Regions from separate parts of the Mus musculus genome. Here region 2 is linked to region 1. The links are chromatin loops, found by intact Hi-C in ENCODE. Cell type or tissue: heart. All regions are shown on one strand. Each heading gives the region's core, and the rest is flanking DNA. Links, peaks and the distances in the headings are about the cores only. Region 1 overlaps Phf6 (PHD finger protein 6). Region 2 has its middle 7.5 kb from the start of Ccdc160.

Region 1 (5,383 bases), core at 81-5,080:
TTTGCTTTAACTGTACTGGCCTGCTTTCTGGTTTTTATGGGAGATGATGTTATTACAGCCAGAAGAACTAGCCAGGCCGCTGTAAGGTGAGCTTGTTTCTTGTGAAGACAGCCTAGGTATGGGTGTCCCTTTCTTTAGGTGCTTTTGACAATTTGTTTCTTTGCATTACAGGCTCAGGCTCATGGCTTCTTTTCATACCTTCTTTTGCATTTTCTGTATTCAAAGCAGTTTTCTGAAGCGAGTGTCTCCAACGCAGTTAACCACATTGATCTGCTGGGAGCATATATATGTGCTGGGAGTTCCTCTGCTACAGCTGAGCTCTGGGAGCCTCCTCTAAGGGTCTCCAGGTAGCCACTGGATTCTAGCTTTTCCACAAACGCTTTCTTTTTCTGCCTAGCCATGAAGTTGGCAACCTCTTTTTCATTTTCTTCCCCGTGGCTGCTGAGAAAACAGTGTTTTTCCTTTTGATCCTTAAGACTTGGTGGAGACTTGGTTTCATTATTGGCCTTGTTCAGTTGACTGAAGCGCAGGTATGCTTCGCTGTCTGCTTCCTACGGTCCAGCTAAATTTTAGTCTTTGAGTTCTTTGTGTGGCCTCTCATGCGTGACTTGGTTCCTCTTTCATCTGCGGGTCAGCTCCCTGAGACCTGCTTGTGTGGTACAGCTTAACCCACGTTAGCATGCCAGAACTTGCGGCTGGTCCCACAGCTTCTGAGCATCCTGCAGAAAGGCTGAGCGGTCCCCTGTGACTGGACAGGACCTCCTTTCCAAACCTCCAAGTTTGGAGCTGGGGATTCAGAATTGAGGTTTCTCAGCTCTTCCAGGAGTAAGGTGAAGAGGGGGTAAAAGAAAAAAGCATTATCGCTGACAATGTTTTTGCCTGTTTAAAAGAAGACCAACCGTGGAGTGGGATACAAGCAGAGTAAGCCGAGAATTAACATGTATACCTACATGGGGAAAAGGAAATTGGGCCTCAAGAGAATATTTAGTAGGTAGGTCAGCCTCCTCTCTCTTGAGCCGGGAAAGGACACCATTGTTCTTGAAAAACGTGTTCCTGTCAGTTTAGTTTTTATTTTCCCACATCTGAAGGCAACAGGGACACATTGGAAGTGTGATGAAAACGGCAACTGATGCTCTTCTTCTGGATGGCAAGTAGTGGGAAAGAGGGTGACAAACTTCAGAGCAGATATTGTCTGTAAAGTCAGCCGCTGGGTACGGAGCTAGGTCCCATCTCACATACCTTGATGTGCTGATGATGGTGGCAATGGTGCGGTCTCGTTTGTTTTTTGTTTGAGAGAAGGGTCTCTCTTTGTATCCCAGCTGGCTTGAAACTCACAGACCTGACCCTGCTTCTTCCTTCCTGGAGCTGAGATTAAGGCATGTGCCACTGTGCCCAACATGCTTCTAAATTTTATTTCATTCACTGACCATTTCATACATTTATGCAATTTATTTTTATCATGTGTATCCTCCATTACCTTCCTCCAGCTGCTCCTAGTGTCCCCCACCTTGTCACCCTGCTAACTTCATGACCTTCCTTTTGTTACTACTAGCCCCATGAGTCCAATTATTGCTGCCCATATGTGCATGTGTGGGAGGCCATCCACCGGGGTATGGGGAACCTCTCGGCAGCCAGGTCCCCAAAGGACAGTGCTTCTCCCTTCCTTTCTAATGTTTTTTGTTTTAGAAGAAGCCATCTCTTTTATTTCAGAAATGGTTCTCCCTACCTGTCTTCTTTCCTAGCTTCTTTAATTATGATATTTATCTGTAAGCTTTCAATTTTGTTTCTAGAAGAGCTAATCTGTTCTCCCTACTTTCTGTGTTTGTTGAACTGAATTGTACTCAATTTTACTTTTCCAGTTCTTGAACATAGAGCTCGTAATTTATTTTGTGTGTCTTTTGTTTGTTTGAATGTATGTGAGTTTTGTGCATGTGTTGGGCAGTGCATTCAGAGGTCAGAAGAGAATGTAGAGCTAACAGATTGTTATGAACCACTGTGTTGATTCTGAGAACTGAACCTGGGCCAGTGTTCTCATCCAAGGAACCATCTCTATTACTCACTGTTTCTGAGAAAGGGTCTCAGTGTAGCTCAGATTAACTCTGAACTCAGGTTGCCATCACACAAGACTCTCAACTTAGTCGCCAGAGTTCTGCTATTAAAGGCATATACCTATATCCAGTTCATAATTATATTTAGAAATACCTGAAGGTAAATTAGGTAAAGTCTTCCAATGTGTGTGTGTGGGTGGGTTGCGCGCATGCACTACAGCGCACTTGTGTAGTTAGAAGACAACTTTGTAGAGTCAGTTGTCTTCCTTCTGCCTTTATGTGCCTTTATGTGGCTTTTATCTCAAAAAGGAAACTAAGTCTCTGGAGAGATGGCTCACAACCGTGTGTAACTCCAATTCCAGGGGATCTGATGCCCTCTTCTGATTTTCTCAAGCACACAAACACCCATATACATAAAAAAAAAAAAAATAAGGAAAAAAAGTTTAAGTAAAACGAACACCCTCTCCCCAAAATCTAAAGCCCCCCCCCAATTTTCTATTCCTAATTTTGACAAATATTTTCTTCTGTAAAATATTTTATTGATATTTTGTCCTATTTTTCATTGAATAGAACTAATAACAAAATAAGCTTTTGAACACTTTAAAAAATATGGTCTTCTGGGGCTGGTAAGATGGCTCAGTGGTTTAGCTCATTGGTTAGTCTTCCAAAGGTCCTGAGTTCAAGTCCCAGCAACCACATGCTGGTTCATGACCATCTTTAAGGGGATTTGGTGCCCTCTACTGGCAGGTGCGTATACCTGCAGCAGAACCCTTATATGTTAAATAAAATTTTAAAAATGGTCTTCCTGTGTTTCCTATGATTACTTATAAAATTGCTTTCTGTTACCTTAGCTGCTTAAACCACTTATTTGGACAAATCTGAGTTTATAGATGCCACAGTCATCCCTCCCCCAATTATTCAAATATTTTGGTTTCCTTTGCTTTCTCAGTTGAGAGGCAGGCATTGAATTCATTGGCGGCTGCACTATTCCTGATACTTTTGAAAACAAATTTTTGTATAACAAAATACTGAACGTTGTAGAAAAATCAGAAAATACAGAGAATTAAGAAAATCATTCAAAGATAACAACCCAACATTTTGCTATTTACTTCCCACCCCTTTTCAAAGACTATATACTGGAGACCTTATTGAGATTGAAATTCACATAGTTTCATATTCTCTATTAGCTTTCCACTTAGCATATATAAACCCATTATTTTGAAGCTGGGATGTTACTCATGCCTGCCATTCCAGCACTTGGTAGGCTCACAATCTTGAGTTCAGCTTGGGCAACAATGTGAGATGTTCTCTGAAAGAAAAATTCTCAGAAGGAGATTCATTGAAACATGTTTCAGTTGTTTTAAAATTGGGACTATTCAAAACAATTCTGCAATGAATATGCTTGTACAGTCATTGTTTATGCCTGTTACTATTTTCAGTAAATAAGTTGGAAATATAATTGCTAGAACAAGAGCTATAAACTTTGGGAAGGTAGTATTTCTAATCCTTTGCTTTGGAGGGGTTGAAATTTGAACCTAGGGCTCACACATGTGAGCAAGTGTGCTATGTATGATCTTGCTATATACCCCGATCAGCACTGCGTTTCTTTTTATAGTAATTACTTGAAGTTTCAGTACTCATTTGAAGAAGTGGGTTATTTCTTGTGTAGCCCTCGTGTTTTCTGGGAAGTACCTACATTGAGAACTTTTTTTTTTTTTTTTTACTTACATGGGTATTTTTAAAAAATGATAGCATGAATGAGTTTGAGTGTTTGATTTCCTTAGAGAAGTACAAGAAATTTTATTGGAATTTATATTAGCCTGCTAGTGTGTGCATCGACATTACTTAGGGATCAAGTAGTCCAAATGTTGGATCGTAAGTTTCTGTCTCTTTGCTTGTTGTTTGATCTTGGAGGTAGAGTGTGTGTAATGTAGCCCAGGTTGGCCTGAAACTCAACCCTGCCTTAGCCTCCTGATTATTGAGATCAGTGTTTAGAACAAGGCGTTTGGCAACCAGGAAACAACGTGAAGGTTTTGTTGTTGCCTTACTGTGGTTCACTTTGATGTGGCATTTATAGCTTAGGAGATGGCGCATTAAAAGCCTGCTGGGTATGGTACACTGTGTTTTGTGAACCAAAGCTATTAATAATGATTGCTGTGTACCTTTTAAAAAAGGAATTGTTTTTGGGGCTGGCAAGATGGCTCAGCGGGTAAGGGCACTGACTGCTCTTCCAAAGGTCCTGAGTTCAAGTCCCAGCAACCACATGGTGGCTTACAACCATTCGTAATGAGATCTGACGCCCTCTTCTGGTGTGCCTGAAGACAGCAACAGTGTACTTACATATAATAAATAAATAAATCTTTAAAAAAAAGAGAGAGAGAAACTCTTAAAAAAAGAATTGTTTTTGAAATATAGAGCTGGTCAATCACTAATAAGTTCAGAATATAAGGTAAATTTGAGTTGAAAGAATCTTTTTTTTTCTGTTGGCTTGAATTCATAATGCAAAGGGTAAGTAAGATTAAATTAAAGCAGACAGGCATATTTTCACAGTATAATCAATTAGCTATCACAAAATATCCTCAACTCAAGAGATTCAAAGTAGTATATCTTTCTTTTACCCTCTCCACTGGCCTACCCTCCAGTTGATTTTACCAGCTTCCCCAAAATACTGTAGGGAAGTTTTTCTCAAAAGATTTTCATTTAAGTCTTTATTAATCTTCCTTAAATCTTTAATAAATCTTCATTTAACTCTGATTTTAAGAACTCTTTGCCGATGATATTAGGACTGGTGGCAGGACATTGTGACTGGGATAGCAGTAGCATCCTTACTGTGGAAGTTTTAGAAAAAAAAAGTCTCATGAGATATTTTTCCTAATTACTGGTATCCAGCAAGTTCTGGATTGCAAAAGAGATCTAGGTTTTTATAGTGTCAGTTGTATCTAGCTCAGCTCCATGATTTATAGCATTTCAAATGTTCTCCTGACCACAGTAGACCATCACACATTTATAGCATCCTACATATTTTGTCAGTAAAATAGAAAGTACCATCAGAATAATTTTATTCAATTTTTTTCAGGAGACAAAATAAGGAAAATAACATGAATTAGACTTTTTTCTATAACCAGTTTGCTTTTCCTGACAGAAATTGGAATGTCCTAGCCTGTTTGGGACAGTATTAGCAGAATTACATTTGAATATTGTTTTGTTGTTTTTCCCTAGATGTGTTCTCTTTGTCATTGTCCTGGAGCAACCATTGGCTGTGATGTGAAAACCTGCCACAGGACATACCACTACCACTGTGCATTGCATGATAAAGCTCAGATCCGAGAGAAACC
Region 2 (5,383 bases), core at 149-5,148, 150 kb before region 1:
TGGTTTTTTGAGACAGGGTTTCTCTGTGTAGCCCTGGCTGTCTTGGAACTCACTCTGTAGACCAGGCTGGCCTCGAACTCAGAAATCCGCCTGCCTCTGCCTCCCGAGTGCTGGGATTAAAGGCATGTGCCACCACCGCCTGGCAACTTACTGCAAATGTTAAACAACTATGGTTTACATGAATTGTGTATATTGATGCTTACCAGACTAGAAAATAAAATTGAGGAATTAAAAAAAAAAACTATGTGTTGTCATCTAAAAACTCATGTTCATATGAATAATACCTCAAACAATAGTTTTTTCCCAAAACAAAATTTTCATGAATAAAGTGGCATTACTTTACATTTCTGTAGATACCTTTAGCATTAATAGAAGACAGCTGAATTTTATTTCTGAATTTGTAGTTTATGTTTTTGAGTGAGATATATGAAGAATAGAGGGATCATACTCATACAGATTTGAAAAGGTTTAGAAAGGCCCCCCCTTTTTTTTAGCAAAGTTCAACATATCCTCATGATATCTCTGAAAAACGTAGGAGCTCACTCACCTCACTATAATAAAGTGTAAATATGACATACTTATAACCACCATTATATTCACTGGAAAAAAACACTGAAAGCAATTCCTCTAAAATCAGGAATGGCACAAGGATGTGGCTGTACTGTGCTCTTGTTCATCATATTGTGTGTCTTAATTAGGCTTTCTATTTTTGTGATGAAACACCATGGCCAAAAGCAAGTTGGGGAGGAAAGGGTCGGTTTCATCTTCTATTTCCAGGTAACAGTCCATCACTGAGGCAGTTAGGATAGGAACTCAAACTTGGCAAGAATCTGGAAGCAGGAGCTGAAGCAGAAGCAGAAGCCACGGAGGCTGGTGCTACTAACTGGCTTGCTCCTTGTGGCTTGTTCAGTTTGCTTTAGTATGCCACCCAGGACCACTTGCCCTGGGGTAACAATGCCCACCATGAGTTAGGTCCACCCACATCCATTGTTCATCAAGAAAATATCCCACAGACTTGCCCATGGGCCAGTCTGGTGGAGGCATGTTCACAATTGAGGTTTCTCTTCTCAAATGACTCTAGTTTGTGTGTCCAGTTGACAATAAAACAAAAACAGAAACGAAACCCTAACCAGGGTTTTGTTCAAAGTCTTAACTAAAAGACTAAGACAAGAGTAAGAAAAGTGGATACATATAAAAAAGGTTTGTGGGCTGGAGAGATGCTCAGTGGTTAAGAGCACTGACTGCTCTTCCAGAGGTCCTGAGTTCAATTCCCAGCAACCACATGGTGGCTCACAACCATCTATAATGAGATCTGATGCCCTCTTCTGGTGTATGTCTGAAGACAGCGACAGTGTGCTGAGATGCATGAAAGGGAGAGAGAGAGAAAGGAAAAAACGAATGTTCTTAATACTCTGGAGTGGAAACAAGAGAAGCAGGAGACCACCGTCATTCTCAGTCATGTGGAGTGCTCTAGGAAACCCTGCCTCAAAAATATCAGTCAAAGTATTCCTATTTAGAGATGTCATGACTGTATACTCAGTACTTAAAAGACTCTTGGGGCTTTACCAGAAAACTGCTACACCTGATTGACACTATTAACAAAGTAGCAGAGCATAAAATCATAGTACTTGTTTTTCTGTATGCCAACAGTAATTTTTTTTGTAGCAACGATCTTTTATTGGGGAAGGGTTTATCAATCCTTCTTGGCCACCGCCCTCCTCATAGCTGCCAGCACGTTGCTCAGCTCCTCCCTCTTTCTCTTGGCATGGATGTGTGTGCCCACCTTCTTCTTGAAGAACTTGAGTGCGCGCTTGTCCTTGGATACTTTGAGCAACTCTATGGCTCGCCGCTCGTAGGGCGCGAAGCTGCACACCTGCCCGATCATGTCCCTTACGAACTTGGTGTGCTTGGTGAAGTGCCCATGGCGCAGGCGGGCTGTGTCTTGGCTTGCTGACGTTTTTTTGTCACCTTGTGGCCCTTGTTGAGGCCCACGGCCATGGGGCAGCACAGGGCCATGGCTGCTGCTCTTCAATGGCGGCCAGGACAGGGAGAATAGTAAAATATTTAAAAGAGAAATTATGGAAAGTATCCCATTCCCAGTACCTTTGAAAAGTATGAATAAACCTTCCCAAGGAGATAGCACACCGTTATAATGAAACCTTTAAGACATTAAAGAAGGGGACTGGAGAGATAACTCTTCCAGAGGTCCTGAGTTCAATTCCCAGCAACCAGACGGTGGCTTCCAAACATCTGTAATGAGATCAGATGCCTTCTTCTAGTGTGTCTGAGGAGAGCTACAGTGTACTCACATACATAAAATAAATAAACACATCTTTAAAAAGGCATTCAAGAAAGAAATTGAAAACCCCGGAAGATAGAAAGACCTCTCCCAGGCTCATGAATTGGTAAAAGTAACATTGTCAAACAGTTATATTCCCAAAAGCGACCCGCAGAATGAATGCCATCCCCATTAAAATCCCTGCACTTACTCCCTAATTAAAATGTGCAGAACTCGATAAACACAACCCTAAGGTTTACATGGAAATACAACAGACCCCCAGGAGGCAAAGCAATGCCGAGAAAAAAAAAAGAGCTGGGGGTGTCACAATACCTGATCTCAAATTATATTACCAAGCATGGTAAAGGCACAAAGACATATATAAAGACAAATAAAATAAGAGGCTCAGAGCTACAGTCAGCTATTTTTGACAAAGGAGACAGCCTCTTTAACAAATGGGACAGGGAAAACTTGATTTCTACAAGTAGAAGAAGGGGAATCTCACCCATATCTTTCCTGGTGCACACAAATCAATTCAAACTGGAATAGTTTGAAGACCTTAAAATAAGACCTGATATCTTGAAACTGCTAAGAGACAGCATAGGTAAAACATTTTAAGATACAAGCATACACAAAGATTTTCTGGAAAGGACACTAAGAGCACAGGAAACAATCTAAAAACTGACAAAGGAAGATTACACGTTGTAAAACAGCTTCTGCACGATAAAGGGAGGGAGAGTTAGCAGGACATGGATAGACAGGGAAAGTGAAAGTGATTTTTCTAAGACAGTGGCTTCTTGATCCCGGACAACTTTGTGAAGAGTGTACTGGTGGTACGTGGGCTGGTGTCTAAACCAGACTAAAAGAGGAAGAAGGACTTCTAGCTCTGGGGCTCCACCCATCCCAAAGGAAATAATTTGCTTGCTTTGATAAAGCTGATACTTTCACTTTCTCTGTGACTTGGTCTTTTGTCTTTCCCGAATATTCAAGTTTGTCCACCACCTTATGGAATAAACTTAGTGATTCCCCTACCTCACTACTGGCTCCTCCATTACAAAAGGCAACAATCTGGGATGGAGAGATGGTTCAGTGGTAAAGAGCACTGACTGCTCTTCCAAAGGTCCCGAGTTCAATTCCCAGCAACCACATGGTGGCTTACAACCATCTGTAATGGGATCTGATGCCCTCTTCTGGTGTGTCTGAAGACAGTGACTGTGTACTCATATACATAAAATATATAAAAAGTTCTTAAAAACAAGAGGCAACAATCACTAAATTGAAGACAGCCTTCAGAATGGAAAGAAATCTTTGTCAGCTACACATTAAACAAGGAATGAATATTTAAGACATATAAACAACTATAAAGCTAAACACTAAGAGAACCTCCAGAGTGATGCACATTCTTTAATTCCAGGACTCGGGAGACAGAGGCAGGAGAATAATGTCTGTGAGTTCAAAGCCAGCCTGGTTTACAGAGTGAATTTCTGGACAGCCAGAGCTACATAGTGAGGCTCTGTCTCCAAAAACAAAACAGAAACAAACCTAATTCATCCAATCAATAAATGATTGGCAAATTTAATAAATATTTCTCAAAAGAACAAAAATAGTCAATAAATATATATTTTTAAAAGTGCTCAGCATTCTTGGCTATTTAGGAATACAATTTAAATCTACGTGACAATCTTGCTCAAATTGGTCAGGGTAGCTATCATCCAGTAAAAAAAAAAAAAAAAAAAAAAAAAAAAAAACCAAAAAACCAAAACAGACAACAAACACTCATATGGATGTGTGTCAAGGGGAACCTTTACACAGTATGAGTGGGAATATAAACTGATGTGAACATTTCAAACATAGACAAAAATAGAGCATCACAGAGAATGATAAGTATCCATGGCAGGTAATAAATTGGAAGCATCAGATGTTGAAACATCAAGGTTCATTCAATAAATAGTTTCCAGAAACACTTGCTGTCTAATAAGGATGCATCCAGTGTTGGGACACTTATGCAATGCCTAATTCAGAATAAAAGGATTTATCACAGCTGGGCGTGGTTGCGCACGCCTTTAATCCCAGCACTCGGGAGGCAGAGGCAGGTGGATTTCTGAGTTCGAGGCCAGCCTGGTCTACTAAGTGAGTTCCAGGACAGCCAGGGCTACACAGAGAAACCCTGTCTCGAAAAACCAAAAAAAAAAAAAAAAAAAAAAAGGATTTATCACGTTTTTAGAAGCCACACTGGTCACTGTAGGCCTGACCAAGAAGTACTAAGACTTGAGCAAACAACTTAAGGGAGGATGATGGCTACTGTCAATTTGAAAAAACAAACAAACAAACAAACAAACAAACAAAACAAGTATTACCTAGGAGATGGGTCTCTGGACCTGTCTGTAAAGTACTATCTTGATTGTGTTAATTGAAGCTGAAAGACCTCATCCACTGTGGATGGTACTGTTCCTGGCTGCGATCCTGAACTGTGCAAATGGAGAAAGAGAGCTAAGAAGAAGCAGGCATTCATAATTGTCTGTTTCCTAGTTGTAGATACGCTACAACTAGTTCCTTCTGGCTCCTACTGTCTTGACTTCTCCACTATGAAAAAGAGCATTATTGAAGCAAACCAGAATTGAATGTCTCACTTAAGTTGCTTTTATCAAAGTATTTTATTACACAATAGGAAAATGAACTAATTCAGGGAGGTAAAAATGTAAGAGGTGTAGATGTTCTGGGAAAAGAGTATTCAAAACAAAGGGCACACGTTAAGCAAAGTTCCTAATGGTAGATAGGGATGTGGTGTTTTCAAAACAAGACAGCCAGTAGAGTAGCCAGCTGGAGTAGAGGCAGCAAGGCATAGAAGAGGGGAGTCAAGGACCATTTAAGAATGGAGGTAGGGAGGATGGCCTAGTCTGCTGTCAGTGGGAGGAGAGGCCCTTGATCCTGAGAAGATTCTATGCCCCAGTATAGGAGAATGCCAGGGCCATGAAGCAGGAGTGGGTGGGTTGGGAAGCAGGGGGAGGGGGGAGGGGATAGGGGATTTTCGGAGAGGAAACTAGGAAAGGGGATAGCATTTGAAATGTAAATGAAGAAAACATCTAATAAAAAAATAAATCTAAA

What was found. A loop is a pair of places that touch in the nucleus more often than their neighbours do. Peaks named below come from ENCODE experiments on the same cell type or tissue, not always from the same donor. Only the 100,000 strongest peaks of a DNase experiment are listed, where the experiment ranks them.
Region 2: it touches region 1 in a loop (2.3-fold over the local background); 13 of 42 quality-filtered maps call a loop at or near these places.

The regions. Positions count from the first base shown.
Region 1 is chrX:52,926,306-52,931,688 of GRCm38, forward strand. It overlaps Phf6 (PHD finger protein 6), which reads left to right. Exons shown (of 11, transcript NM_027642.2): 4 at 5,268-5,383. Among named protein-coding and RNA genes, the nearest start is that of Phf6, 17 kb to the left of the region's middle. In heart, for the core only: CTCF peaks have their summits at 2,791 (motif pointing left) and 4,337 (motif pointing left); no DNase peak of the experiment used is centred there.
Region 2 is chrX:52,781,001-52,786,383 of GRCm38, forward strand. It overlaps the pseudogene Gm7851. Among named protein-coding and RNA genes, the nearest start is that of Ccdc160, 7.5 kb to the right of the region's middle. In heart, for the core only: no CTCF peak of the experiment used is centred there; a DNase peak (open chromatin) is centred at 3,121.